Regions from separate parts of the Mus musculus genome. Here all the other regions are linked to region 1. The links are chromatin loops, found by intact Hi-C in ENCODE. Cell type or tissue: gastrocnemius. All regions are shown on one strand. Region 1 overlaps Mtmr7 (myotubularin related protein 7). Region 2 holds the start of Pdgfrl (platelet-derived growth factor receptor-like). Region 3 holds the start of Slc7a2 (solute carrier family 7 (cationic amino acid transporter, y+ system), member 2). Region 4 overlaps Slc7a2 (solute carrier family 7 (cationic amino acid transporter, y+ system), member 2). Region 5 overlaps Slc7a2 (solute carrier family 7 (cationic amino acid transporter, y+ system), member 2).

Region 1 (5,000 bases):
CAAACTCAGGCTTCAGGGCTTTACTGAGTGGAGACTGGAAATCCTTTTCCTACCCTACTTTTCCAGCTTTAAACAGGGATAAACAGATTGACCTCCTAAGAGCCAGTGATCCAAGTTAGGTCCCTGTAGTGTAAGTCCTTATTAGAACGTGGCAGCCACAGGACCAGGCCTTGTCTGTATTTAAAGCCACCTTCTTAGTCCTAAGGATTCAGTTTGAAGGGTATATTTAGTACTCACTTTGTTTATTGTTAAGTGGTAAGAAGTTGACTCTGATCCAGTAGATAAAGAAAGTTGGGTGCTCTCTTCTCAGGTGCAAAGATGTGGCTTGTAAAAACTGCTTCAAGCTTTGTGTTCCCCTCCTCTCTCCCCCTCTTTTCTCTCCCTCTTTTCTCTTTCTCCCTCTCTCTTTTCTTCTATCCCTCTCTTTCTCCCTCCCTCTCTCTTTTCCTCTCTCCCTGTCTTCCCCTCCTTCCTTTCTTCTTTTTTTTCATGACCACGTTGGTTGATTCCCACCCCTCAGGTGCGGTAGTTTTCCTAGGCCACCAGGAAAGTATGCAGATGTTTGCCACAGAAGGGTTGCATGGCGGCATGCAGGTTGTCCTCAGTCCTTGCCTTCTGCATCCAGCTTTATTTCCTAGTATAATAATAATAATAATAATAATAATAATAATAATAATAATTAATAATAATAATAATAATAATAAAGACAAAGGCTTGGGAGGCAGCTCCCAGGGTCCTGATCCTTGGTCTCTGAGCGGGGTTAAGTCCACACAAGGGCTTCCCAAGCCACCCACCCAGATGAAAGCCTTTTGAATTGTTTGTTCACTGATGGGACAGTGATGGGCCGCAGAGGCAGTGAAAGCCTTAAGTATGTACTGAGAAAAGTCTCCTTGGTCTCAGCTGTTGCTAGAGATTGGTACATTAACACATGGAATTGAGTCAGAACGGTATTTGTGGAGGTCTAAGACAAGGACCGTGTCTCTGTACTTCAGCCTCTTCTGTCAGATATGCTGGCATTCTGTTGAGCTTGCAAAAATGTTCAGCACGTTCTCATTTCACTCTTGGAAGAATTCTGCAGATTGGGAGGCTTCTTGTCTTTTCCTGGACTTAGCTTTAAAGAGGTTAGGTAATTCACTGAGACCACACGGTTTAGACCCAAGGCCACATTCAGTTAAATACAAGCTTATTTGACATCAAAGCCAGTGGCTTTTTTGTTTCTGTTTCCCAGAACATCTCTAGGGGACCCTTGTCCCCGCTTCCAGACTCTAGAGGGTTGACACCTAAGTTGATCACACACCCAGCTCCAGGCTGAGCCAAAGTCACCTCAAGCCAGTGGAGCAGGAGGGCTCTAAGCTGTGTGCCTGCCTACCAGCTATGGAGGAAGTATGAGTCCTGAAGTTAAGGCTGTCATCTGTCTAAGCTATGGAGGAAGTGTGAGTCCTAAAGGCAGGGGCAAGGTTGAGTCAGTCACCTGCTTCTGTGGTGACCGGCCCTGTGACATGCCTCAGCTCCATGGACTGCTTTGTGGTTGTGGCCTTAGTGTCACGGCGCCAGGGGTTGTTTCATTGTCTAACAGGAAGTCATAGGGTATTTCTCTCTTTCTTGGTAATGAGGTAATGTCTATTCACTGGGTCCCATGCAGGAGACATCTTCAAGATACAGCTATGAAGTTCAGGGTACCTGAAAAGTGGGAACCTGGGATCTTATTTCCTGGTTATATGCATAAAGTTTGAAGGTGGCCATTGACAGAGGAAAGAGAGTGGGAGAGAGACATTTGTGTTTTGTAGCAGGTGAGGGGAGAGTCTTCAGTCCTGTTCTTTGTAAGTGCAAGGATGGACAAATATCCTTTGGCTTAATTTGGACCTTAACAAACTTGATAAAACCTTGCTAACACAGCTTACCTATCATGGAGGCCCCCGGAGAGGGACCTGGGGCTAATGTAGCTGGCAATGGCTGCTGGTCTAGGCTCAGGCCACAGTGGATCTCGTATGCGAGTGAAAGGTGGCACAGTACTTCTAGGAGCCTATACTGTGTGCCTTAGGAAAGTCACCCTTTGGATGCCTATGCGGAGAAGGCAGAGACAGCCAGTTATTAGCAATCAGAAGCACTGTCAACCAGTAAGACAACTGACATTGCCTAGCTTTGCAAAGAGCTGTTTATCTAACTGCATCTCTTCCACATGGTCCCTTCTACCAACTACACAGAGCAGGCGAGCCTGTTAGAAGCCACGGGAAGGGAGAGCCCTCATCACCTCACGGAGCCTGTACCCAGGGAAAGAGACCGTTTTGCATCATATATGGGTTGAAAATTTAAATTAGCCTGGATCAAGATTTCATCCTGTACTCTTAAATACGTGAAAGATGTCCCTGGATGGCGAAGGGGACATTTTGAGAAGCTTATTTGTAGGTCATACCTGTAGGCAATAAAATCATCTAGTATTTCCAAGAGTGTGCCACAGTTAAGTTAGTGAGGAGAAGAAAGAGCACTCTTTGACACCTGTGCTAGGCTTTGGCCCAGTTCTCCTAAAGGTAGCTGTCTGTCTGTCTGTCTGTCTGTCTGTCTCAGTCTGGAATATCTTTTTTGGGTGTTTATTATTTCTAAACCTGTGTTTCTGCTTTGAAAGTTCAGCTTTTGCCACATTAAATAAGTAGAGCTCCTAAAAAATAGTTTGTATGATAGATTAAATATCGCCACCTTGTGTTTGTTATGTGAATTACAGACTGACTTTGAAGAGGTTTTCTCCTACTTGCTTTTAAGGAAAACTGCCTGCCGTTTCTCCCATTGTAACTCCTAAGTGATTTAAAGTGTGAGCATATGTTATATATGCAGGAACTGTAGTAGTAAGAGTGCTTTGCTTATCACGTATTATACATGTTCAGAAGAGATGGGGCGGGGCTGATGAGAAGGCTGGACCTTGAATTTAGATGCAGAATAAGTGTGTAGTTCATATAACATCAGGCTCGTTGGATCTGTTGATTTGTTGCATTTAATGAAGTTCATTACAGAGGTTTAGCTGAAACTGCCCTGAAAATAATTATGTAAGGCCATAACGTTTTAAAAGTACACAGTTCCATGAGAGCAACATGCATATGTAATTTCTGGAAGAAAAAAAAAATCCCCTTAAAATATTAGAACATATATATCCCTTAAGATATATCATGAAAGTGTTTATTGGTTATGGCTAAAGCCTTAGGGATGTGCCTTGCTTTTGTAGACCGGGGTCAGTCTCCCGAAGAGCCCACAGCCCCATAGATGCCAGAGGAGCAGAGGAGGGGAGCAGGAGCCCGCTTGCTGACGAAGCAGGGACTCCTGTGGCAGTGGCTTGCTCTCAGCTCTGGCTGTATTGTGTTTTCTCCCTGGTTGTCTCATTCTTCTCTATGGTCCTGACTTAACGTGTGCTTCTTGTAACTGTGAAAGGCTGCGTGAGTAGCTGAGGTCGTGTTGATAGTATCCCCCTGCAGCTTGCCACTCCCTTTTTCCTTATGAAATTGCTACCCAATTGGCATAGTCTATGGTAACTTTAATTCTTCTTAGTGAATGTAAATAAATGAATCAGTAAGTATTAACGGTGGGTGGTTGAATGAACATTTTCTTAGCTTACACATATGTACATGTAGCTGTGTGGTGTATGTGAGAGAGAACGGGGGAGAGATAGGTCAGGCAGGGTCTGTGTCTTTGGTCCCTGGTTGTATTCCACAGCATGGATATGCCCTTGTTTACGCAGTTACCACTTGGAGGAGACAGTCATAGGTTTTCGGCTTTCATGTTTACAAAACCATTTGTCACAGACAGTCTTGATCTATATATGTTAAGACCTTTGTTTTTAGGAGGTTTTCAGAACTAGAGGATGTGGACCAAAGCATTTTAATTTAGCTTAGTTTTTTTAAACTTAACTATTTGAAGGACTACTTAATACTATACACTTAAAAGCAGACCCCTTCACTAACCCCCATTTGGCTAGTCCCCTAGCCTTTGTGGCCCTAGGAAGATAGTGGTAACTGAACACTGTTCTCCATAAATGGTGGCCTGCTTAGTCACATTGCAAGAGAGGAGCATTCCCAGCCATGTATCCCTGTGAAATCTTTCCCAGCTTGGGCAGGACTTGTCTGTTTGCCTGTACTGTGCAGGGTTAAAGCAATCTGGGCTTACTCCGTTTCTTCAGCATCCATTAGCATTGAAACCAGTTTACACTGACATATCAAGTATCTTATCTATGGTTCTGAAAGTGACAAAAGCTCCCACATCAGACCTCTGGGTCATGTCTGGATGGGGAGGGGCACCCTGCAGCCTGACGGTCAGCACTCTCTCTTCGGTAATCCTGCTGAAGGCTCAGTTGGGCAGATGAGAAGAACCATTCCTGCCTGACAGTTCTCACGTTATGACTCCTACTTGTTTCTCTGCGTTACAGTTCTGGCAGATAATCTAGCGCACAGGGACTTATGCTGATTGCTGTCTCTGTGGATACTTCTGCCACTTAGGAGATTTTCACGTATAGTGTTAAACTGGCTCTGCCAGACTTCGACATCAAGTCAGCATCACCATCAAACTGGCAGCGTCATCTCCAGACCTTAGGGAGCACTTTCCACTAAGGAACTGTTAGCCCAGGCTAGCACATGAGGGCTCGTGACCACAGGCTTGACCTTTATGCTTGCACTGAGAGCTCTGTACAGTGTTTCAGGGGCTCAAACTGTAGTATGTATGCATCTGCGAGTCTTTGCAATGTTTTCCTAAGTGGTTGTTGCATGTCCTGAATGTAATTGATGACTTTTGTTTTGCTGACAACTGCAGCTTAATGCGATGGCAAATCGTGCTGCAGGGAAAGGCTATGAGAATGAAGACAATTATTCCAATATCAAGTTTCAGTTTATCGGCATAGAGAACATCCACGTCATGAGGAACAGTCTTCAGAAAATGCTGGAAGGTAAACCATTTTGTTATGCACAGCTTTAAAAGAATACTTAAGTATTTTGATGCCGAAATGGAATAAGATAGTCTTTTGA
Region 2 (5,000 bases), 340 kb before region 1:
CTTATCTTCTTTCAGACCTGGTTTCCCCCTCTAATGTTTTGATCTTTTTTTGAATTTTAGAAGCTTTCAGATTATCTAAGTCTAAATTATCTGAAAGCTATTGGATGAAGGGGCTTGTGTAGGTAAATGGAGATGCATTAATGGATCAATATGCGTATCTCAGCACTTGACTGTCACATTAAATATGCGTACGTAGGTGATAGGAGGTCAGTAGGTGACTGCAGTTTTATACTTTCAAGTGTGGACGTGGCAGTGCACCACTGGACAGAACGGGTCCTGGGAGCAGTCCCTCACTAACTGGGGTCTTGGCCTATTTATTCACTGTTTTCAAGCCTTCAGTTCACGAAATGGGTAGACAGTGTGGTCCTTCAGGTCTTCCCATTATAAAGAGAAATAGCATTATTTCTCAAAAACTTTAGAATTGGGCAAGACAAATGCCACTGCTTAGGACAGATGTCTACTCCGTGGATGCTTGCAGCGAAGGCTCTTCCTCTGAGGCTGTCTTCCAAATATGATCACAAAGTGGACAGGCTCAGGGACAGTTACAGTCACAGCTTGTGCCTGTAGTTGGGGCTGAGGGATGCAACCTGACCTGCCAATCAGATCTCAGCACTGGAAGGACGGCATGAATAGTTGCTCTCTTTGGCTGTCCCTGCGCTCTTCCTGTCACTACATCAGGATTCAAAACTAATGACAAAAATTCTTGAAAGGGTTAGGAAAACAGTTAAATAACTTAATGGAGTCAGTTTAATTTTCAGTATGTTTAACATTTTGTCAATGGCATATTATATTACATATATGTATCATATAAATATATATATGCACACACATATCATATCATATGTGTCTGTAAGTATAAGGGCAAGACCCACATTTACCTATTATTAATTATTAAATATTTGACCCATATTCCTCTTTGTCTCATAAATACTTATTGCTTGTAGGAGTAGAAGTTTATTTAAATAGATGCTAATTCATTTAGACAGATGTCTGCCGTACTTCACAAACTCCGACCTATGTTGGCTGAAGTCAATCTCAAGCCTTTCCAACCGGCTCCAACTTGAGTCCCTCCAACTCCAACTCCAATGGACTGTTTGAAGTTGTTTTGTCTGGCCGTCTTCTGCTCTATTCAAAAATGACTCCAAATACTGCATCCCCACCATTTTAGCAGTCAGAGACAAGGACCTGCCAGGAACGATTTAATACCGTGTTGTGCAGACTGAGCTCAGGGCAAAGGGGAACTGCTGTTCCCCTCCCCCAGAGGCTCTGCTTACACTTTTTTATTTACTCAGTCAGAGTCTGTCCTTAAGGAGCCTCGTGCACAGTGTCATGAGCCACCACCACCTTGAACGTCTGCATACTCGAGGCAGAGGACTGTAGCTTTAGAGAATGGAAACCCGGATGGAAGGGTCGGGATTGATGAGTGGATCAGTCCCAAGCCAGGTTGAGCCGGCTCCAGCATGGGATTGCATAACAGCAAGACACTTTTCAACCAAATCTAAGGAGCACATTTGTGGCAGTAACTGAGGAATTTTAAGGAAGCCTTGAGATCGGTCGCCAGATGTACTATGCAAACAGCAACGATTAAATAAATGATGCAGGAAATAAAATAATTAATTAAATTAAAATAATTAGCAGTGATATGTACTTAAAAAAATGTATAGTGTATAAAAACCACACACACAAACACACACACACACGTAATAAAGCCTAATCCTACGGTTATCTGTCTACAATACAGGATGGACCTAGGGCAGGTACACATCTCAAATAAACATTTTTTAAAGTGATGTAGTGGTTGGTGAAGTGGCTCCTTTTCATTACCATAGCGCAAGGAGGAAGCTCACCCCTGCACGGTGCCTTTTGATTTTCATAAGTCTGCTGTAGCATACACACTCCCAAACACACACACACACACACACACACACACACACACACACACACACACACACACACACACACACACTAAATGCAATTTAAAAAATTAAATGATGCAAGGCCCTCCTATGTGCTACAAAAAAAAAAAGTAGGCTTTGTTTCCATCCATCCTCTTATTTATACGGAAAATATAACTGCGGTCTAGTTTTTTTTTTTTTTTTTTTAAATTGGTTTAGTGCAGCATTTTGTTGTTGTTGTTGTTAAAAGACCTAGGCAAATCTAGCAGGATTTTAGTTCAGATTGGTATACAACAACAGCAACGACAACAACAACAACAAGCAAACAAAACAAGACTGTAATGGGGAAGGAAGACACACAGGGAATTTTCCACAAGAATCTCTTTGCTTAGGTGGCACCGGCTACAATAGTCCAGGGCGAGGATCGGTCGTATAAAGGTGGAAGCGAGCCACTGCGGGCGCGCCATCAGACCGACACGTTGACACAGGGGGCTGGACCAGGCTCCGTCTGGGGAAGATGGGGTAGATCGGTTCGATCGCCTGTGGCTTTCTGATAAGGCTAGAGAAGTCCTGATAGGCTCTTTCGGTCAGTGCAACCGCCGCCTTCACAGGAGTTCTTCAGGGCGATGGGGGAAAGGAAAAGAAGAAAGGGGACCCTTCTAGGACGAGCCAGGTACACCGGAAGGTGACCAGCGCTGGGGACGATCCCTATGGCCAAAAGTTAGAGGAGTTGCTGAGAGAATCTCGGACTGGGCGAAGGCGGTCAGAAGCCAGAGTCACTCACCATCTTCCAGCGCTTCGTGTAGCAACAGAAGTCCGAGCAGCAGCCAAAACTTCATCTTCAGGGCTGGTGACCTGCAGAATAGTTCAGGACTGCAGACGGCGCGACAGGCTGTCCAGGGCAGGGCAGGGGCGCAGAGGGGAGGCGGCGCCTGGGACACCACAGCTGGAGGATTCGGTTTCACTGGGGGAAACACAATTTGGGGGAAAAAAAAGAAGATTAAAAAAAATTTTTTTCCCCTGTGTAATGTGATCTCTTCTGCCCCCTGGTGGAGTGGTGACGGATAGAGCTATTACCAAGCACTGGGAAGACAAATGACTAGGAAGGCCTAAGGTGACCTAGATGATGGAATCAGGAATCAGTCCACCTTCTCTGGTAGGGTCTTGCTTCTTAGCAAAAAAGTGCGTCTTAAGTTTCTCTTGGTCCCCAGGTGTTCTCTTACTTGCACTAAAAAAAAAAAAAAAAAAAAAAATGGGTTTGCTATCGCATTAAAAAATATTGTTGGTTGTGGCTGCTCCTTTTAGGCCTGGTCAGAGACAGGGTAAGAGCGCATCTAGTCCTGGACCTGATGAACCTGCGCATCTTATGCAGGTGAAGGAGCTGTCATAGTGGGGAGGGACGGGGCTGCCTGTCTGCAGTCAGAGGGGCTCACAGCAACTGCTTGTATGAGCTTAACAAATGGAGAACCAGAGAGAAGAGAGGAGACGGGAGGATAAGCAGATAGCGGGAACAGTATGGGGAAAGAACTGGACTTCCGGTTGCGGTAGAGCGGGCTGTCAGTGTGGACCTAAGTCTAGAAAGGCCTTTTAAGAACCCCTCCGAGTACGCTGGGAGGAAATATGCGCCCAATGGAGGAGAAGAGCATTATTAGCAGTCCTGGGCCATCAAAAGTCAGAGTGAAATGTTAGTCCTTCTCTTATATGGTTTTTATTTTTTTGCCCATGGATTGTTTTCTAAATAGTATTTTAATTATACATCTTAGTGTTTTCTATGACTAAGATTCTCATTGCTCCTTTTGGTCTTACTTAGTTAAAAAAAAATCCCTTCAAACTAGTGCACACTATTAAGAATTTGCTTAGAAAAATAAACTTAAAAAAAAAACTAAATATTGGGCATTCCTTGCTTGTTCCCTAAATAAAGACATTTAACTTCTCAAAATAATCTTCCATCTAAATAGAATCAAGACGGATTACAAAATTATTATTTTTTTAAAGTCAGACATTTCTTATTTGTTTGAGGTCTCTCTACTTTGCCCTTGCTGTCCTTGAACACACCATAGAGAGGCCTCTAACTCACAGAGATCCACCTGCCTCTGCACCCTGCAAGTACTGGAACTAAAGGTGGGTGCCCCCGTGCTTGTCAAAACAGGAGCAATGAGAATCTTAGTCATAGAAAACACTAAGATGTCTACTTAAAATAACTACTGCTAATGCCGCTTCTACTCCATTGGGCGCATATTTCTGCCAGCGTACTCTGAGGGGTTCTTAGAAGCAATGTCAAAATCTTTGCTATTCCCCAAGTCAGTCATCAAAGGTAACATAGGGTAAGACAAGGACCCCAGCTACATAATTTCCATGAGGCAAAAAGAAATGACCTTTTCAATGCCAGGAAGCATCAGGTGATAAAGACGTACCATTATCGGCTGCATACTTGCAGCAAAAGCCATCCAATGACAGGGGAACTAAAAAGCAGGAACTTCTGGTCTAAGATTGCCTGCCGCTGCCTCTCCTACCTCTGCTGCAGAGTTTCAGTGATTCATGTTTTCCTGTGTATCCAAAGAGTGCCTCTTACGAGTTGTTTATATACATACCCTCATGTCAATGTAAGCCACTTCAGAAACATTTGTCGTGCAAGCCTGACTTTTCTTGGGCTGTGAAACTCTTGGTGCTTACACATGAGCAGTTTGGGGAAGACTCTGGCATCTTGGAGAATCACTGATTAGAGAATAATAGAACCCCGAACCATGACAGTTTCTCTTTGATTTGGAACAACAGGTAGCCTTGAGTTTGCCTGGATGGCCTTTGTCTTCCAGTTGGCTGCTCCTGTCTTAAGTGCATCGAAAAGAAATCTGAAAGTTTTGACATAGTGTCTATAAGCTACTACTAGAAAGCTTCGAATGGCAGGACAGTGTTTTTGAATACTTCTCTACTTTGACCTACATTAAAAGACAAATGGAGGTAATGGGTTTGTATTTGCTTGGCCCAGGGAGTGGCACACTTAGGAGGTGTGGTCTTGTTGGAGTAGGTGTGTCACTGTGGGCATGGGCTTAAGACCCTCATCCTAGCTGCCTGGAAGTCAGTCTTCCACTAGCAGCCTTCAGATGA
Region 3 (5,000 bases), 280 kb before region 1:
ACCACTTCTAAGACAAGAGCCAGAAAAGCACATAAAAAGATGTATGGGCATATTAACATAAATTTGTAGCTATCTATGAAACAAAGACACCCAGCTTACATGCTTTTGATAATGAAACAGTAGTTGTCATAGGACACAGTGCAGCCATAGCTTCCTGTGTGCACACAGCACTCAAGCCATCCGTTAAGATTCTGCATGGCTTTCATACAGTAAACAGCAACAAATGATTCTTAAAATCCATCAAGAAAGAGTTTCCTAAATGCAAAAATAAGTATAGAATCCCTCTATGATGTCAGTAATTAGTTTGGGGTCACCCAGTGTCTGGTGTACTGTAGGGACCCAGTAAGTTTTCAGGGAAGGCATGTAAACATTTAGAAGACAGGCAAAAACACGTTTTCTCAAGCTGTTGGAACCATTTTACAATGAAAACCCACTGAACATGTGTTAGGTCACATTAGGTGAGGGGACAGAACAAAAACATATTGAAATGGAAGACTGCAAAGGGAAACATCTTGTTGGTTTTTATTGCTGTTCAAGGTTTTATCTATATAGTTCTGAATATTTTTTATAAAGGCTCAGCATAAGTTACAGATTTAATTTTGCTAAGGCATTTAGGCAAACACAATGAGCACGAAGACACACAGCTCCCTTCGCTTTCTTCAGTCTTGTGTCGTTCCTTTGGCACAGAGTACCAAACATGAAAGCTTAGAAACACATTCAACTGAAAAATTTCCTTTTGTTCTAAATATTTGGCATCTAAGAAGTCATCTATTAAGAAACCAGACTTTGAAATTATATTCATACTATGACGAAAAGCAAAGAGCAGCATGAGACTGTTTCCAAAACTCTGTTCTGAAAGTTGGTCTCACACATGCACACACACACGCACACGCACACACACACACACACACACACACACACACACACACACAGAGAGAGAGAGAGAGAGAGAGAGAGAGAGAGAGAGAGAGAGAGAGCGCAAATAAATGCAACCGAACATAAACTCATTAACTAGGTTAGACATGAAAACATTTAGGGCAAAATATTCTGGAAAAGGAGAAGACATGGCCAGTTAGGAGGAGAGTCCTGGCTCAGAGAGTCAGAAGAAATACAGCTGACTTGAACTAGATGGCAGGAGAAGAGGATTGCTGGCATAGAGCCACCTAGAAGGGAGAAGAGGCAAGTGGTCTGCAAAGGTGCATAGCTTATAGTGGAGGAACACCAGCTTTAAAACTGCAGACACGTGTTCAAGTGAGCCAGAGACATGGAAACGCAGGATGAAAAACTCCACAAGTCCTCAGAGTTTTTAAATGTCCAAAGCTCCCAGACTGTCCTTCTAGCTGCCATTCCTCTTTCCTGACTCTTAACTCTAAACCCAGTGAGAAAACCTGGAGACCGGAATCAAAAGAGCTTGGCTGACAAGGTGAAGGTCAGGGTTCTGCAAACTGAATCTCTGCAGATACCAAGAAGCTCTAATCTGATCTTCAGTCAGGACACAGCCCCAAAGATTAAGATGCCTTAATGTAAATGACACTCACAGGGGGAAGACCATGAGGAGCAAAGGAGCAAACATGTAAGGTTGCCTCGGGATTCGCTCCTGGATGGTTGCCAAGCTGCAACATTTTAGTATAAGGAACGGGAAAATGTTCCTTTGAGAGGATGTATCATTTCTTTATTCTATTTTGGTGTGATTAGAAGAAAAGAAAGATCTAAGCGCACAAAAAGTATATATATAAATAAAATAGAACGTTCTCCAACAGTACAGCTCCTAGCCAGAGACAACAAAGTATTGCTCTTTACCAAGAATACAAATATTAATATGGAGGCAGAAAAGAAAAACACATTTCAAAAGCATGCCTCAGGCAAGAACGAAGTTTCAGGGCAGACACACTTAACTACACAGCCCAAGTCGTAGAGTCTGCTCCATTCTAGCGAAGAACGGACCCACATGGATCTAATACTGTAGTCCCAAGGAAGTCATTACCTAAATGGCGTTGAAGACAGTTTTTCATAGTTTAAAGTTTGTATTGGATTAACTCTACTTCTGGCATCTAGGCAGTTTTTAGTTTGAGAGTCATCTATGACTTTTATAGCACCTATTTCTTTGAAATAATTATAGGATTACCTTACACTGCACATATGGGACAACTGAAGGCGGTGCAGACTAGTCGAATCCACTATCTGAAACGAAGGTTTTAAGGTACTCAAGGCTGAAGACTTCGTGAAACGGTATTAAAAGGCACACAGAACAACTCAAGTGCTTAGTACTGCACTTATTTACTTTAAAACACCCATAGAGACTCCCCCAGGGGAGGTCATTTTACCTGACTTACCCAATCCACAGCAAGATGGGAAAAGGCTTCGTGGCGATCCAAGTCTTGTTCCAAATTTAAACCAAGAACCCCAAGGGAGTGAAAGACGACTTGGGGGACCACTCCTCCTGCAGGGTGTGGAGGCGGGCTACCCTTCCAGAGAGAGATACCCAGGGTCTCCCAGAACTCTAGTGACTAGGAACACTCGGGGAGTCCCAGTCCCTATGTCCAAGTTCTGCGACCCGCGTGGCCGTTGCGGGATCTGCACGCCTCGAGTGAGAGTCAGCCAGCGGCACCGGGGACCGACAAGAGGAGGAGGGTAGTAGCCCCGGGTGCAGGCCGGAGACCCAGGGTCCTGAGCGGCAGTCCCCGTCCCCAGTGCCCCCGACGCTCCGCTCAGCAGTCGCTGGAGCGAGGCCTCCGGGCAGCTGCAAGCAGCTGGACGCGGCCTGAACGCCCGCGCTCCACCGCTCGCTTCCCTTCGGGGGGCCCCCGCGCTCTACCCGCAACTTACTGGGGCAGTGCCCTGGCCGCGCGACGGGGACGGGAACAGGCACGGGCGAGCGAGAGGCTGCAGCGCTCTGCGGATTCCAAGCTCGCGAAGGTTGGACGAGCAGCAGCAGCAGCCTTTCCAGGTCCGCGCAGACAGAAGCTCCCGCCGCCGAGCTTGCAGAAGGCGGGCTGGGCACGTGGGCACCCCTCTGAGTAGAGGCGGAGGGGCGGGGCGGAGTGGGGCGGGGCAGCGAGGGGCGGGGGCCGTCCCGCCCCTCCCTCGTGCTCGCGACCCTCGCCTGGAGCGTTTGTCACGGCTCGGCGGGCGGGCGCGCAGAGACTCCAGGAAGGCGGTGTCTAACTCCAAGCTTCTGAAAGGTCAGGGTCAGGATCAGGGCGCGCGCGCACGTGGATTACACGCTTGCCCGCTGGGGTGGGTGGGCGTGGGTCGGAGACGCAGGGTTTGGCAGAGGGGAAATGCCCCTTTTCCTTGGCAGAACCCAATCTGGGGGTGGGGTGGGGGACATTTCTGAGGTTTCTTCTAAGCAGGATTCTTTTCCTCTTCTTCCCTCTCTCCCTCCCTCCCTCTTTCTCTCCCTCTCTCATTGAGAATTGGGAACATAAAAATAGTAGTATATGATCATAATAAACTAGAAGCCCAGATAGATGAGCTTTGTTAAAAAGTATCACGTTCTGTAATGAAATCAAAACTTGAAGATTCCAGACTCGTGAATAGGCAGGTCATAGTCATGGTTATTTGGAAGTGGGTTTTTAAAGAAACGGATACTTGGTATTTCATAGCCAGCAAAAACAGAAGTTACACAATCGAGGTTTTTCATTCTGTGCTATTTGCTTTAGAAGTCTCTGATAAGATTAAAGTCACAATGTGAAACTCTTGATTTTAACACAAAAATGAATCGGAGCCCTGGCACAGAATTGAATATCATTGTATGTTATTGTGGCTTGGTAGGAAGGGCTATCTTTTCTGGCTTCATATTGTGGTAAAAGGGCCTTTTATTCAATCCTACTAGTAAGACTAGCCAAGTGCTCATTCATGTGACGCAGTACCTAGGTTTAATGAGATCCTCTGATCGTTCTTCTTTAAAGTAGGACTTTCTAAGGAATTTTGCTGAATAACAAGGGGCTTGCTCCAGAAATGGCACATGTACACAATATCTGTTGCCATCTTCAGAGGTTGCGTATCCAGTGAAGTTGTCCATTGTTCTCCGGGATGAGTCCAGGTCTATAGAGCATAGCTACTGTGAGGGAACTGATAGAATACATGTAGTAATCAATTAAGACCATCAGCATTCACCTCTTACATTTTATCATGATTTCTCTATGCTAACTCCTTTTTTTTTTTGGTTCTTTTTTTTTTCTTTCCATTTTTTATTAGGTATTTAGCTCATTTACATTTCCAATGCTATACCAAAAGTCCCCCATACCCACCCACCCCCACTCCCCTACCCGCCCACTCCCCCTTTTTGGCCCTGGCGTTCCCCTGTTCTGGGGCATATAAAGTTTGTGTGTCCAATGGGCCTCTCTTTCCAGTGATGGCCGACTAGGCCATCTTTTGATACATATGCAGCAAGAGTCAAGAGCTCCGGGGTACTGGTTAGTTCATAATGTTGATCCACCTATAGGGTTGCAGATCCCTTTAGCTCCTTGGGTACTTTCTCTACCTCCTCCATTGGGAGCCCTGTGATCCATCCATTAGCTGACTGTGGGCATCCACTTCTGTGTTTGCTAGGCCCCGGCATAGTCTCACAAGAGACAGCTACATCTGGGTCCTTTCGATAAAATCTTGCTAGTGTATGCAATGGTGTCAGCGTTTGGATGCTGATTATGGGGTGGATCCCTGGATAAGGCAGTCTCTACATGGTCCATCCTTTCATCTCAGCTCCAAACTTTGTCTCTGTAACTCCTTCCAAGGGTGTTTTGTTCCCACTTCTAAGGAGGGGCATAGTGTCCACACTTCAGTCTTCATTTTTCTTGAGATTCATGTGTTTAGGAAATTGTATCTTATATCTTGGGTATCCTAGGTTTTGGGCTAATATCCACTTATCAGTGAGTACATATTGTGTGAGTTCCTTTGTGAATGTGTTACCTCACTCAGGATGATGCCCTCCAGGTCCATCCATTTGGCTAGGAATTTCATAAATTCATTCTTTTTAATAGCTGAGTAGTACTCCATTG
Region 4 (5,000 bases), 310 kb before region 1:
TTGCAGTGTTAGACTGTTCTCTACTTTGTTCCAACTAACTCCCTGGTCATATAAGCTATGCTGAGCTGTCGGGTCACTAAAACCAGAAGTTGTCAATGGAGGTCTGCTGGTGCTGCGGAGGCTGCTCTATCGCCTCTGCTTTCATTCAACCCTGAACTGGTTATCTCTTAACCGAGAGTGCTCCACTTCCTGCTAATTCACCTTCCTTCTGGCATCAGGCTGCCAGCTGGAATACCTTGAGAACATCCGTATTTTCCCAGTAAGGTATTTGGGGCGTTAGTACCCATTAGGTCTGCCCTTTACACGCATCTGCTAACACCAGATGTTTGGTGTGGATTTTGCAAGGAAGAAGGTATTTCACAGGTGTGGGGTTCCTACATTTCAGAAGCTCAAAGCTGTTGTGGCTGTTGTCCACTGACTATTGGTCTGGTGTGATCTTCCGTGCAAGATGTAATTTCATGCTGGCCAGATGTTGTGGTGTCCAAATTGCCCCTCTCTGCAAGAAGAAAGTTCAGACTGGGTGTACTAGCACATTTCCTGTAATGGCAGCTCTCAGGAGGCTGAGGTGGGAAGATCAGCATCTCAGATCAGCCACACAATGAGTCCTAGGCCAACCTGGGCTACATGGGGAGGTGCTGACTCAAATCAAAGAGAACCAAAGTAAATCAAAACAGTTAAATAAAGCAAGACATGGGGGGAGGGGTGTCATTTAGTATTCCTTCTTGAGGAAACTGTAAAAAGTGGCCATGATTGTTTTAAAAGCAAATCATATGACCTTAATTCAACATTTATTAATGTCAGTTAATGCCATTTAATGTCAATTCTAGGATGCCAAGAGAATTCAGATGATCTGAAGGAACCCGTGCACTTAGCACCGTTTGAAGCAGCCACTGGTCAGGAATCAAACTGCTTTATTTATTTCTGGGTCAGTCACCAAATTCTGGATTCCAGATGCTGGAAGTAAAGGCCCGGACTAGGGTGGGCGCTGGAGAACAGCAGAGGTCTTTTGTCTGAAGGCAGAGAACTGAGAAATGCTTCAGGACACTCTGGTCTCCTCTCTTCATTCTTCCCAGAAGCAAAACACCCCTTTTCAAATGCCACACTTCCCCCAAGTTACTTAACTTAACTGGCTGCTAAAACTTGACCACTTTTGTTTCAGTGCTAGGCAAAAATTCCTCCCATCAAACTGTGGTGGGAAAGGAATTTGACAAGAATTCACACCCATTTTTAGCTCCAAAAAAAAAAAAGTAGCTGGATAGCTGGATACCTACTTTCATGGTTTTGCTTCAGAGTTATTTCTTGACAAAGAAAAAAAAAGGTCACCTTGGCCACTACGTTTTCAGTTTTGAAAAGAATGCTCTGATCGGGCGCGTCTTAAATCCCTGGAACAGTGTGTGAGCAGAAACTGTTATCTCTGGCATCTTGGGAAGATTCTTGAAACACTGCTATTGATTATGGGAACTTTGTAAGTTCACTTGGCTTCGGCTACTTCAGAATGAAACGCTCCTATTGTGTGCTCAGAGGAAGCAAGGAACCCGATGCCAGCTCATTCCCAGGGCGCAGAACTACAAGTTAGAGTTAGAATATGCAAATGAAGGACAATGTTAAAAATGAGTCCAACTTGAAACAACGGAGTTCTTAAACCACAAGCCCAGCAGTCTTGACACATTTTTTTTTTTAAAGCAAAATTTGTCTTTATTTTCCCATCTCTGAACTCAGCCTACCCAACTGCTCCACACAACATCACGTTCTCTCAAAGGCCAAGCCTTAGAAATTTCAAAAATTGAAAACCATCCTAGGGAGCACAGAGACAGACAGACAGACACCAGAGTCAGACAGGCCGACTGGTTATCCCTGTGGCCTGTGTGAAGGGAGGTCCTGCACTAACAGAATGCACAGCAGGGGGCACACTGCTCAGACTGCAGCTGGAGCTGTGGGCAGTGAAGTCTTCAAGAGATGAAGAAGAGGGGGAAAAAAGGCTAAGTGTGGCAATGAATTGCTATAGTCCCATCACTCTGAAGGCTGAAAGAAGAGGATCAAGAGTTCAAGGCCAGCCTGGATCACACAGGCAGACTTTGTCTCAAGAACGAAATAAATAGTAAATAAACAAGGCTGCCAACGGCACAGTCTCTAAAGCAAAAATATTAATGGGAAACCCATTTAGCATTCTTCTAACAATGAAGCGATATCCACAATCTTCAAACTCATTTTGAAACTTTGATGAACTCATATCCTCTGCCTCTTCTGAAACTGGAAGTTAAACAATCTTTATTTTATCTGAAACAACTCTTTTCTAAAAAAAAAAAAAAAGAACCTCACTTTTGCAAACTAGTAACAGTTGTTTCTATAATAAACAATAAAAGAAAAATTCTTAAAAGTTGCTAACATAAAAAAAAACTTTACCAAAAGTTCCTCCACCCATTGATTTAACTTAAACAGGAGCAGTTTATATTACTATGTGATTTAAAATTTAAATTATCTCAATAACTGAAAACCTATCTGATAATAATTCACCAACAAAACCTTTTAGTTATTTAAATAATGTGGGAAGAGTAGGCTTTATAAAAATGACCCACAAGAACAAAATGAGGGCTAGTGGGATGGGTTGGTGGGTAAGGACATCCATTCTGCACACTTGGGGACCTAGTTTGAATCCCCAGCAACCACATAAAAAGCTGGGTATGTTCTGTTGGCCTCTAACCCAGCACTAGGTGGGAGGGGAGAGATAGATGACCCCAGAACTTGCTGGCTTGCTAGCATACCCCAGAGAGCTTCCAATTCACTGAGAAAGTCACTCTTTTATTTTTTTAAAGGTTTATTTTATGTATGTGAGTACACTGTAGCCGTCTTCATGCACACCAGAAGAGGACATCAGATCTCATTACAGATGGTTGTGAGCCACCATGTGGTTGCTGGGAATTGAACTCAGGATCTCTGGAAAAGCAGTCAGTGCTCTTAACCACTGAACCATCTCTCCATCCTGAGAGTGTCACTCTTACTTAAGGTCATAAGACAGAGTGATAGATGAAGACACCTGTTATCCAGCTATGGGTTCCACCTATGTGTACCCAAGTGTGCAACACACACATACACACACATGCACCCCATGCTCACACACAATCATCCCATACACTCACACACAAATGCACATAAAAGTATTCAACATCCAATGTAAAGTATTTAAAAGCCAACAATGTACATTATAAGCACACATTTATAGTGTTTTGATAGTGTTAAGAATGTAAGAAGGAAAAAAAAAACTCTCTTCAACTCCAAATTCCTGCTGCTGCTTTACAAAATACTATTTGATTTGACTTTCAGGAGCTTTAGCACTAACAATGTGAGAGGGAGAGGGAGAGGGAGAGGGAGAGGGAGAGGGAGAGGGAGAGGGAGAGGGAGAGGGAGAGGGAGAGGGAGAGGGAGAGGGAGAGGGAGAGGGAGAGGGAGAGGGAGAATATGAAGCTCTCATAAATGCACTATTTTAAGAAATGGGAATTTAGCTTCCATAATTTTAAGAATGCTTGGGTACCTATCCAACTACATATATATATCAGATCTAAGAATTATGAAATAGCTGCTAGTAAGTTTTAATTTTAGTGCTTTGAATCTTATTTACACTGGACTCTCCTCTGCCCTTAGCCTGAGTCTCCAAGTCACTCCACTGTGCTCTCTCTCTCTCTCCAGCTTACCCTTGTAGCCTTGAGTTCTGCTGCTCTCCGCGTGAATGCTGTGGTCTGACCTGCCCACAAACTATCCTCGGAACGTTTGCTTTCTCGCCCACACACGTGAAGGGAGATATTGACCTGTGTGTTCCTGGCTGCTCCTGGCTTGTCTCCTGGCCCTCACTTTCTGTTCCCATGCCAGGGTGTCTGAGCCACTGAAGTCAGTCAGACACGTCTCTGCCTTCTCTACCAGCTCCCAGACTCCTTTGCACTCAAAAGAAAAGTCAATAGGCTGAAGAACGAGTACCTTTGGGTTATCTACCTACCAAGAGAACTGGGAGGAAGGGAGATTTTGAGAATCAGAATCTCATTTAGATCTCCTTCAAGAGGTGGGGTGAAGGCCAAAATCCCCCTTAACTACACTTGGGAAAATGTAGTGTTGTGTTTGCTATGTGCTCTCTGGCTCCTTCCTCCTCAAAGAAGCGAACACTGCTTGTTTGGTAGGGAACATATTCACATGCTATTGTTTCTACACATGATAGGCTTAACATGAATTTATTGCAGTAGTCTCTATAATCAAACTTGGTGGAATGAATGGACTGTAGCTCATCAGCTGACCGGGAAGGGCAGAGAGAGAAATATGTACCAAAGACTTGAGCTTAAAGGACTGTCATGAAGATGACTATGGAGTGAAGAGAAGTATTTAAATAATGCTGCTAAGATTTTTAAAAATGATTTCAGGTATTTGATTACTCTCCAAAGGTACTAAGGTTTTTAATTTTCTTAGTTTTCTATCTTAAAGGATATAGAAATCTTCATTCCATCTTTCAAGCTTCGTGGAGGCTTTGTGTACAGGACCTTTGAAACAGCTGCCTCCTCACCTCACCTTTCTGCACATTTATTCACCCCCACTACCAGTACCACACGGCACCTTCTTCATCTTTGGCCCTCAAGAAGGGCTGAGTCTGAAGGCATCTGCTTCCCTCTGTGCAATGCTCACTGATAGAAAACCCTTAACCTCCTACCTGTGTTTTCGATTCTGTCCCTGGGCTTAATTCTGTCTTAACAACAAATACAGATTAAACCCCCATTCAAATAAATCGAAATGGCTACCGCCCAAACACTTCCTCAGGTACACACAATCCATCCAAGTCCAACAAACACACTGAACACCCCTGACAGGAGGCATCACACACCCCACAAGGCAGAGAGTTCCAGATGTGGCCGAACACAGTATTGTTTGCTTACAGTCCTCCTCCACCCTACATATCTCTATTAATTTGCTGTATTTAATAACCACCCTGACCTGAGAACCATGACGTACAGGCGTTAGATCTG
Region 5 (5,000 bases), 300 kb before region 1:
GGGTACTCTCTACAGGTGTTCATGAGCATGCCAGGGTTTAATAGGGAATCAGACAGTGGGGACAAGCAGACTCCTCTATTACGTCACCCAAGGTAACACGACAAAATATAATAAACATTCTACCCAATTTCTCTTCTCAGCCACTTACCTGAGTAATACAGCCGAGGACACGTTATCTTGCAAGCTCCAAGCCATCTTTGTGTCTGTGTGTGTGTATGTGCGCGCTCACACATACACAGACACACACACATCTCCAACAGAGTTTCCAGATTATAAGCCAGATAATTTCCTTCTCTGTCTGAAGTTGAACTTCTGCAGCCCCTATAGTCATGAATGCATTTTTACGGATTGCACCTCTTTGCAACCTCAGTTGAAATATAACTGATTTGTATTTGTACACATCATGGCATACAAGCAGAGTGGGAGAACGGAGGAGTTGGCTCTCTCCTGCTACCAAGTGGACTGAACTCAGGTTGTGAGTGTCTGCGGCCAGCACCTTGTCTCACTGGCTCCTATAGTCTCAGTTTAAAAGCCATCCCAAAGGCAATTCCTTAAGCTTTGCCTCTGGGCAGCACTTCACGACGACGAGAGGTACAGAACGGAACACTTTAAACAGGAAAATGAAAGCAGCCTGCCTCCACATTTGGGTTTGATTTCTTCCTTGTACGACTAGCCGGGCGCCAGTCACACATCATTCTGGGCATGGACACAAGAGCTGGGCTTTCTGGAGTTTTCCTCCCGAGCCAAGCATATGCCAGCACCCCATGCTAATGAGAGAGTCACTGCCAGAAAGCTGAAAGAAGGCCAGAGCCCAGAGCCTCCTTCTTATGAAGAACCCCTCTCTGGGGCTCACGGACAGCCAAGTCCTGCCTGGCATGGCTGTCTTCACTGTGTTCTCTGACTAGGGAAGTTTCTGAGGCAGTACATGATGGCAGACAGGCACTAAGGTGGATGGAAAGGCATATTCTACCACAGCACGTAGGAGCGTCAATCAAACTACCAGCATAGAAATGCTGCCTAAAAGGGCTATCAGCACCCTGCCAAGGGAATCTGATGTAAGTTTTTACAGCCACACGCGCTGTTCCCTTACCACGAATCACAAAGGACAAGCCCAGGTCATTTACAAGCATCCTTTGTTTGTTTATTTATATGGGAAAACCACAATGTATACCAAGCATTGCCTAACCCCTACAAGTATTTCCCTCCATTTTCTTCTGAAACATAAATACTTCTTTGTCCTCCTTCTACCAAAATATACAATTTCGTACTTTAAGTGGATTTCTTTTTTAAACAGCAAGTATTCTAAAAAGGCTCAAGGGGAAAAGGAGGAAGAGAATAGAATCGGTAAAGGAATTATAGTTACCGTGCATATGTTAGCTTAATCAATAATGTCAACAAACCTAGGACCAAATATCATTTCGGTACTATGTGTTTTCTTTCAAAATAAAAACAAAAAAAAAAAACCCAAAACACTCAGCCCAACAGGTTTACAAAAGTTCATTTCAGCCTCAAATATTTCAGCTCTGCAACAATTTGTTAAGTACCTAAGAGCATATAGCTGGAAGGACAGGCTTTTTTGGATACTTTAGGATGCTATACGTCAGTTCTGCACTCACAGAGCAATAATAAGACTAGTAGCAAGGCAGTGATATTTAAATATATATTATATGATAAATATATAAATAATAATATAACCTGAAGGGGTTTGAAGCCCCATAGGAGGTACATCAATATTAACCAGTACACCCAGAGCTCCTTGGAACTAAACCACCAATCAAAACAACAACAACAACAACAAAACAACAACAACAACAAAACCACATGGTGAAATTTGTGGCTCTAGCTGCAACACAATGACTACACAGTGCCATGGTTGCTATTATTACCTCTAGTTTATAGGTGACAAAACCAGAAAGACTTAGCACCAGCTAAGTGGGTGGACTGCATCTCACAATTCACCCGAATGTTTTAACTCTGTGATGGTGTCTGGAGGGAGACACTTTGGAAGGGAATGAGGCTTCTGTGAGATCATGTGGGAGGATTTCTCCCATCCCCCATGATGCAAGTATGTCTTTAATAAACGCTGGAGTTGGCACTCTTCCTCCGCCATGTCAAGACAGAGCAAAGGAACCATCTGCAAGCCAAGTGAGCCCGGACCGGAGTTCCTGCCAGGCTTCCCCCCAGATGGTCCAGCCTCCAGAGTTATACCAAGTTAATGTCCATGGTTTAAGCCCTCAATCTATGGCTATTTCTCATGGTACCTTGAACAGACAAAGATACTGGGCATACCAAGTTAGGACACAGAACCAATTCTGTCTGACTGTCCACAACAGGCTGCAATGTGCACGTGATGTGCATTAGCATTTTAGAAAGAATGCAAGGGAGTCGACAGTGAATATAGCCTCTCCTTTTCCCTTTTGCTTCCATTGGATTTTGCTGCCGTGGGTGACATTCTGGGGTGTGTGCACTATTCTGAAAAGATAAGCTTGAAGTCTGCACTTCTATAAGAGCTCAGTTTCCCCTAGGTGGGCACTAGCAAACAGTGAATGCTCAGAATGACCAAAGTGTTAATTACCACAGCCCAGAAAGCAAGGCACAGGCAGTTCTCCATGAATAAATAGTCCTGTTATGAAGTACGCCTTCTAAACTGAGATGAAATACTACCCGGGGCATGCCTTGAGGAAAGAAATCCGTCGCCGTAGCTTGGTGAGGGGCCAATGGTAGCTAACGGTTACATCAGTCAGCTGAGTATAGTAGCAGCAGCAGAGAAACTCCTAGTCCACAGGGCTGCCGGATGTAGTGTTTTCTTTAGTTCTGATCCATGGGGATGAGGCAGGGGAATGAAGGAAAAGGAAAACAAAAGGAACAAATATCTCAGACCATCATATGGAGAGAAAAGCATAATAGAAAAAGGATTCTGCTTTTAAGAAAGTCTTTCCCACACCAGACTTTGAGATATAACTGTGGAAATAGCGGCGGCTCTTCACTCTTCCTACCCATCAATGTTCCTGACGTACGTACGTACATCACTAACTCCTCAGCACCTCAGCCTGTCTTCAGAGGATGAAACTCAAACTCAGCACTATTAAACAAAGTACTCAAAACCATAGACATTTGTACTCGAGGTCTGTATGGCTGGCAAGCCTCTTCTGTTTGCTCTGCTCCAAATAACCAAGAAGCAATGGGAAAATGCCGAATTCTTCCTGTCCCCAGGCTCTTGGCTGCCAACCTAACACTTAGCCAATAAAAGGACATTTGGAGGTCATCAAGGTGTTACCAAAAATATATCTGAAAAGCTTTGGGATTTTAAAATTTCATCCGCATGAGATTTTAACCTTTCAGCGTTAAAATACACAAAGCCACCACTGGCTGAAGAAGGAGAATGCAGTATTTTGTCAGGCAAGCATTATAGAAAAATTAATCTTTAAAGATAAAGAAAAACTATCTAGATAAGCATCATGTTAGGAACACTGCTGAATATTGAAAGCCTATTTCTTGTGGCTGTAAAATCCTTCAATGATTTAAAATAAGGCTATTTGCAATAAAAAGCTGAAGATTTTTGCGCAATCGCATTGTACTTTCTAAAAGGCCGTACACAGTTCACAATTTACCTGTCACAATCTTAATCTAAGTTTTTGTTTCTCAAGTATCGAATATTCTGAAGTCTTCACATATTTCTGAATTCAAAACTGTTTGGGAGTAATGTGTCTTGACCCTTCGAGGTTTACCTTTTATATTTTTACTTTGTTTTCATTTTATTTCAGTTAACCTCTGATAATATTAAGAATGTCTCCTTTCTATTGTGCAAAGGTTTTTCTGTGGGTTTTATTCCATTCCCGAAAGTAAATCAGTGTAATTCAGTTAGAGTTGACATAATTTTCTTATTCCATGGAAGGAATGTGTTTGAAGTGATGGGGATCAGGATTATTTGAAGTTTTCACATAGAATCATCACTCTTACTTCTTAATAGCCATTGTGGGGTGTGAAGATCGCAGGAAGTTCTGAGTGGGTGAAGTCCTTAGTATGTGCTATTGACATGGGCATAGCCATGTTATAGATTCCATTAGCATCAGGCTCAAAGGTTGGCAAGGTCTTCCTCTGGAGACCAAGTGAGAGTGCTGGCAGTGTGTGCCAAAAATGTCTACCACAGCTTTCTTCCATGTGACGCTTGCCACCTGAAGACTGCTCCTCTACAGAAGCTGTTCTTACAGAGGTCAAACTAAACCAGTCTCCTCCACCCCGCTGTACACCACAAACCCTGCCTCCTTGTTTATCTGTAGGTAGAACCCCACCTTGTTCAGCTGTATGCAATAACACCGCCTCTCTTTTCAACCCTAACAAACACACAGAGCTTCCAGGGTACTGTGGTGTCTCCAGCTGAGAGCCCAGGCCACTCAATCCCAGACATTTCTGTCAGGGTCTATGAGTCTATCTTTTCTTCATTCCCTTGCTGCTCTAGTCTGGTCTATCCCTGGAGGACAAGGCAGTGTGTCAGGGCCCGATGACACATAGTATAAAGACCCTTACAATGTAAGCTACACAAAGGTAGGGACTTTGGGTATTGGCATGTAGCAGGAACTCAAAAATTTCCTGAGCAGATACCTTGCTCCAGCCCCATCTTCTTAAATCCTGATGAAGTAGTCCAATATAGAGTTACCAAGATAAGAGAGAGGGCTGGGTCTGAAGACCATGTCCTTACTTAAGGATCAATAAAAGAATGCAGCAGTTGGGTAACAACAAGCAGGAACATTGTGTTGCTACAGGATACGTGATTCTGGCAGGTATCAGCTAGGGCTGCTGCTGGACTCTACTGATGGTTCTTTTTGTGTCGAAAGAAAACAATGCTCAGCCCCTGGTTCCCTCTGCATACAGACAAAACGACAGTTAGGTTGCATAGCAAATGTTCTAGTCTAAAGTACACAGTGTACCAACTATACACCCATTCATCATCCCCACCCTTGTATTCAGTAAAACCCACAGGGACTAGAGAGTTTTGAAAA

The links. Hi-C counts contacts between places; a loop is a spot of excess contacts. Peaks named below come from ENCODE experiments on the same cell type or tissue, not always from the same donor. Only the 100,000 strongest peaks of a DNase experiment are listed, where the experiment ranks them.
Region 2: it touches region 1 in a loop (5-fold over the local background); 16 of 42 quality-filtered maps call a loop at or near these places.
Region 3: it touches region 1 in a loop (2.5-fold over the local background); 4 of 42 quality-filtered maps call a loop at or near these places.
Region 4: it touches region 1 in a loop (8-fold over the local background); 16 of 42 quality-filtered maps call a loop at or near these places.
Region 5: it touches region 1 in a loop (2.8-fold over the local background); 16 of 42 quality-filtered maps call a loop at or near these places.

What each region holds. Positions count from the first base shown.
Region 1 is chr8:40,581,335-40,586,334 of GRCm38, reverse strand. It overlaps Mtmr7 (myotubularin related protein 7), which reads left to right. Exons shown (of 14, transcript NM_001040699.1): 7 at 4,789-4,921. Among named protein-coding and RNA genes, the nearest start is that of Mtmr7, 51 kb to the left of the region's middle. In gastrocnemius, a CTCF peak has its summit at 2,696 (motif pointing left); no DNase peak of the experiment used is centred here.
Region 2 is chr8:40,924,105-40,929,104 of GRCm38, reverse strand. It overlaps Pdgfrl (platelet-derived growth factor receptor-like), which reads right to left and starts at 2,872. Exons shown (of 6, transcript NM_026840.3): 1 at 2,680-2,872. The coding sequence starts at 2,734. In gastrocnemius, a CTCF peak has its summit at 2,939 (motif pointing left); DNase peaks (open chromatin) are centred at 2,379 and 2,811; H3K4me3 peaks cover 1,681 bases; H3K27ac peaks cover 751 bases.
Region 3 is chr8:40,860,384-40,865,383 of GRCm38, reverse strand. It overlaps Slc7a2 (solute carrier family 7 (cationic amino acid transporter, y+ system), member 2), which reads right to left and starts at 3,017. Exons shown (of 12, transcript NM_007514.3): 1 at 2,827-3,017. In gastrocnemius, a CTCF peak has its summit at 2,582; DNase peaks (open chromatin) are centred at 1,562, 2,617 and 2,962; H3K4me3 peaks cover 3,720 bases; H3K27ac peaks cover 3,414 bases.
Region 4 is chr8:40,890,999-40,895,998 of GRCm38, reverse strand. All of the region lies in intron 1 of Slc7a2 (solute carrier family 7 (cationic amino acid transporter, y+ system), member 2), which reads right to left. Among named protein-coding and RNA genes, the nearest start is that of Slc7a2, 31 kb to the right of the region's middle. In gastrocnemius, a CTCF peak has its summit at 1,891 (motif pointing right); a DNase peak (open chromatin) is centred at 1,889; H3K4me3 peaks cover 1,187 bases; H3K27ac peaks cover 4,885 bases.
Region 5 is chr8:40,876,832-40,881,831 of GRCm38, reverse strand. The region is part of intron 1 of Slc7a2 (solute carrier family 7 (cationic amino acid transporter, y+ system), member 2); the gene reads right to left. Among named protein-coding and RNA genes, the nearest start is that of Slc7a2, 17 kb to the right of the region's middle. In gastrocnemius, no CTCF peak of the experiment used is centred here; DNase peaks (open chromatin) are centred at 765, 2,116 and 2,689; H3K4me3 peaks cover 2,893 bases; H3K27ac peaks cover 4,895 bases.